Regions from separate parts of the Homo sapiens genome. Here region 2 is linked to region 1. A link is an interaction called in ENCODE POLR2A ChIA-PET data of the cell type or tissue named here. Cell type or tissue: OCI-LY7. All regions are shown on one strand. Region 1 has its middle 3.3 kb from the start of RERE. Region 2 overlaps RERE (arginine-glutamic acid dipeptide repeats).

Region 1 (2,500 bases):
GATATTTGATCCTTTGTTTTGAAAAGCTGTTTCACCTCTCTCTGTATTTGCTCACACATGTGCTCTGAAACATCAACCATTTCTCCGTTCCAATTCAGTGCAGGGACTTTCAAAGGCTACCAGGGGTTACTTACCTGGCCCAAGGGGAAAAAACTGGAGAGGGAGAAATTTCGATTTACAATAAATTATAAAGTGAAAACCCGCTGTGGGTAAATGCAAGGTGAGCTCGGAGAACTGGCAGTGGGGAAGAAAGAAGTGCTGCTGGAGGCTCAACCTGAAAAAGTGCAACGGGAGATATAGCTGAGGCTCGTTATTGGCTTATATTTGCACTACATAAACTTGGAAGCCAATTTCATAGAAAATGCCTAGAAACAAGCTTCAGTCTGCTACAAGGCCTGCTAAAGCACCCTAGTTCTGCTTAAGGCATTTTAGGGGAAAATAATTTACATGTTCTAAAGCTTGAGTACTGCTGGTGAATTATGAAGACTAGTTACCAGCTGTATGTTCAAAGAACTTGAATGGTTTTTTTTAATTATAAGAATTATCCATGCTTGATATGAAAAGAAAAAAGTCCTTGTCTCTAAAAAAAATTAAAATAAATGATTAAAAAAGTGAAACCACTAAACCACAATTTCTTAGGTTGAGTTTACTGGTGTTTATTTTATTATTATCCCCCTCAACCTATGTACACATAATGTATATTCTTTTGTCTATGCCAAATTTTTATGATTTTAAAAAATGAAATCAAAAGTATTAGAAGAACACTAAAACTTTTTCAAATCATGGATTGAAGAAGCTCTTTCTAACATGGCAGGAAATCCAGACGCCATAAAGGAAAAAACACCAATAAATTTTACTGCATAAATATTTCACATCCCTATAAGGCATAAAAACACCATAGCAATGCAAGAAACAGGCAGACTGGGGAGAAACATTTTCAACACGTATAAGCAAGGGCTAACTTCCTTTTTTTTTTTCCTTTGAGACAGGGTCTCACTCTTGTCACCAGGTTGGAATGCAGTGGCATGATCACAGCTCACTGCAGCCTCAACCTCCCAGGCTGAAGCCATCCTCCCACCTCAGCTTCCCAAATAGCCTGGACTACAGGCATGTGCCATCACACTCAGCTAATTTTTAAAATTTTTTTGTAGAGATGGGGGTCTCATTATGTTGCTCAGAGTAGTCTCAAATTCCTGGGCTCCAAAAAAAAAAAATTTCAATTAAAAAAATAAAGAAATCCACCTGTGATTTTGGGGGTGGGGTGTGTTAGGAGTAATATGAATCTAGTGGGTGTGTGTTGTTGTTTTTTGTTTCCCCATATAGCTATCTTGTTGTCCCAATATCATTTATTAAATAATCCCCATTTTCCATCTTCCTTTAATACAGCTCTGATGTGATCTCTGTATATTTAAAAAAAAATCACTTCTTACCTGTAGTAAGATACATAAAATAACTAAAAAAAGTCCTTGATATTTTCAGATTCAATAACTACTTTATTTACTTAATTCCCACTTAAAAATATTGCTGAAAAGAGAATAAGGAAACTTTTAAAAATTTAATATGGGAAAAAAATCCAAGTCGGTATTTTACGTCTTTAATCTTCAGCTAGTTCTTTAACTTCCGTAAGCCCCAGTTCCTTGACTTTTAAAATGGAGATAATAAGCCGGGAGCAGTGGCTCACGCCTGTAATCCCAGCATTTTGGGAGGCTGAGGCGGGCGGATCATCTGAGGTTGGGAGTTCGAGACCAGCCTGACCAACATGGAAAAACCCTGTCTCTACTAAAAATACAAAATTAGCTGGGCATGGTGGCACATGCCTGTAATCCCAGCTGCTCAGGAGGCTGAGGCAGGAAAATCGCTTAAACCCGGGGGTCAGAGGTTGCGGTGATCTGAGATCGCGCCATTGCACTCCAGCCTGGGCAACAAGATCGAAACTGTCTCAAAAAAAAAAAAAAAAAAAAAAAGAGATAATAATAATACACTTCATGGGGAGAAAAAGTGGGCTAAAGAATGTAACATGTTTCTTAGGGCACTGGGAACATAAGCTTTCAATCAATAGTTTAATAGTTGTTCTTAACGATGAAGATTATTTTACTGCATTATCAGCTTCTCAGATCCTTGGAAGGAGGTCCAGTACTCTCCGGCTTTATGGCTGGACCACAATTCTTTCGTGGGACTGTTACAGTTAAATGGGTTTAGTTTGCTAATTTTGTGGTCTGATACCATATATTATGCTTTGTAACTATGTGGCATTTCTGGACTTCTAAATTTACATTTTTATGGATAAATGAAAGTGACGGCCAATCCCTAATACCATAGTAAATGTTATTTCCTAACGTGGAGAGCCTCTCTCCTCCCTGCTGGATGGCAGTGCATTGTCCATTTGTCTACCACAGAGCTGAATCTTTATTAGAAATAATGCTCCTGTAAGTTTCGAGACCAGCCTGGGCAACATAGTGAACCTCCATCTCTACTAAAATTACAAAAGTTAGTTGGGTGT
Region 2 (2,500 bases), 57 kb after region 1:
CTACTCATCCCCCAGCCCTAAGCAGCCCTTAATCTTCTTTCTGTCTTTATGGATTTGCCTATTCTGGACATTTCACGTTAATTGAATCATGTAGTCTTTTGTAACTGGCTGCTTTGACTTAGTATAATGTTTTCAAGGTTCACCCATGTGGTAGCATAACATCTGTACTTCATTCCCAATAAATGCCAAATCATAGTCCATTGTGTGGCTATGCCACATTTTATTTATTCACTAGTTGATGGACACTTTGAATGGTTCTACTTTTTGGCTGTTAAAAAAATGCTGTTGTGAACGTTCATGTACAAACTTCTGTGAGGATGTGTATTTGCATTTCTCTTGGGGTGACTTCCAAAGCCTAAGAGTGAAATTTTTGGGGGGTATGGAACCTCTGTTTAACATTTTGAGAAACTGACAAACTGTTTTCCAAAGTGGCTACACCATGTTACAATTTTACTAGCAATGCATGAACCTTGCAGTTTTTCCACATTAGCACTAATACTTACTATCTGGGTTTTGGATTGTAGCCATTCTGATGGGTGTGAAGTGGTATCTTACAGTTTTGATTTGCATTTCCCTAATGAGGTTGAGCCTCTGTCTTGTGCTTACTGGCCCTTTGCTTTTTTGGAGCCTTTGATCTTTTAAAAATAGAAATCTGGGTGAATTACGTCCCTGAGTAATGGCTGTGTGGTGAACATTCTTTTCTTCTTAGCCTGGTCACCTCTTGCTTGCTTCAGTTTACAGGTAATTTTCTTCAGGGAGCCTTCCTTGAACCCCGGCTGTTTGCATTCAGCCCACTCTGTTGTTGTGATTGTTTATCTAGACTTCCTTTCTGACCACACTAAGCATAGTTAACAGAGATTATACTTGGCATGGGATTGACTGGATGACTGAATACATAGATGACTGTAGCTTTTTTTTGTTTTTAAACATTTAACTTAAGAAAAAAATTCTGTCTTGGAGTTAGTACCCGAAGCAGTATTTCATGATTTTTGTGTGTTCCTTGTTTCCTCTCATTTTCCCGATGGCACTAAGGCACCTGGCTGGGATCCTATAGAGAGCGACACATTGCAGTTGCTCTCTGCATAGTAAGCTTCCCCCAAGAGTCATAGATGAGGCAAAACCCATGTGTACTCTGAGGCCAGGGCTGAGTGCATAAGGAGCAGCTGCAACTTGCCCTGGGGATATTCTTTGACCTGGAGGAGGCAGTGATGAGGGAAAGGGAAGACAGCGTGGGAACCATCTTGATAAGAAGCATGGGGTTCTGAGAAATAGCCTCCTAGGATTGGTACACTGCAGCTGGTGGCAGAGGTCTTCTTGACCTTGAGTTAGCTTTTTGAGTGAGAATAAATAACAGTCAACTAGCACCTTCACTTCCTGAATTATAGGAGGGACTTTTTTTTTTTTTTTTTAGACGGAGTCTTGATCTGTTGCCAGGCTGGAGTGCAGTGGCGTGATCTCGGCTTACTGCAACCTCTGCTTTCTGGGTTCAAGTGATTCTCCTGCCTCGGCCTCCCGAGTAGTTGGGACTACAGGTGCGCATGCCACCACACCCGGCTAATTTTTGTACTTTTAGTAGAGATGGGGCTTCACCATGTTGGCCAGGATGGTCTCTATCTCCTGACCTCGTGATCCGCCTGCCTCGGCCTCCCAAAGTGCTGGGATTACAGGCATGAGCCACCGTGCCCGGTCTTGTTTTTTGTTTGTTTGTTTTTTGAGACGGAGTCTAGCTCTGTCGCCCAGGTTGGAGTGCAGTGGTTCGATCTTGCCTCACTGCAACCTCTGCCTCCCAGGGTCAAGTGATTCCCCTGCCTTAGCCTCCTGAGTGGCTGGGATTACAGGCGTGCGCCTCCACATCTGGCTGATTTTTTTGTGTTTTTAGTTGAGACGGGGTTTCATTATGTTGGTCAGGCTGGTCTCAAACTCCTGATTTCAAATGATCCATGCGCCTCAGTCTCCCGAAGTGCTGGGATTACAGGTGTGAGCCACTGCGCCCAGCTGGACATCATTTTTAATACTGCATGGAAACTCTTGATTATGGGAGTAGATTTTTTTTCTTTTAGTTTTCAAGAAGTACCTCTTACTTATTTTTTTAAGGACGTCTTATTTCTGAACTGAGAAGTGAATTACACCCTATGATTTTTTGCAGAGTTGTACAAAAACAAATAGAATCTGGATTTGTTCCTATGGTTGTAACTTTACTGAGGTAAATATTATCTTTCTCCATCAAGCTGTCTAGAAATAATCTTCTGTTTTCATTTTCGTCCTCTAAACCTGCTATATATTGCAGATAGGAAATTTCTGAGTCACTGTTTTCTTTTTTAAGCTTACTGGACCCTAACTTCTTTTAGTCTTCCATGCCTAGATTTTTGCTGATTGAGGGACTGTGATAATTTTTTTTTCCTCCTTTGCTCAAGAGTGTGACTTTACTGTAGAAGGCAAAATACTAATTTTCCATGGTCCCAGGTCATTCTGGAATTTTGAGCTCCTAGTCTTCATTTAT

What was found. ChIA-PET counts read pairs that join two places held together with the same protein. Peaks named below come from ENCODE experiments on the same cell type or tissue, not always from the same donor. Only the 100,000 strongest peaks of a DNase experiment are listed, where the experiment ranks them.
Region 2: POLR2A ChIA-PET joins it to region 1 with 14 read pairs; 16 of 35 experiments call an interaction of 5 or more read pairs at or near these places.

The regions. Positions count from the first base shown.
Region 1 is chr1:8,819,721-8,822,220 of GRCh38, reverse strand. No RefSeq gene overlaps it. Among named protein-coding and RNA genes, the nearest start is that of RERE, 3.3 kb to the right of the region's middle. RefSeq lists a silencer at 58-281. In OCI-LY7, no CTCF peak of the experiment used is centred here; no DNase peak of the experiment used is centred here.
Region 2 is chr1:8,762,848-8,765,347 of GRCh38, reverse strand. The region is part of intron 1 of RERE (arginine-glutamic acid dipeptide repeats); the gene reads left to right. Among named protein-coding and RNA genes, the nearest start is that of RERE, 54 kb to the left of the region's middle. RefSeq lists an enhancer at 1,228-1,277. In OCI-LY7, CTCF peaks have their summits at 975 and 1,175 (motif pointing right); DNase peaks (open chromatin) are centred at 587 and 1,207; H3K4me3 peaks cover 1,267 bases; H3K27ac peaks cover 1,271 bases.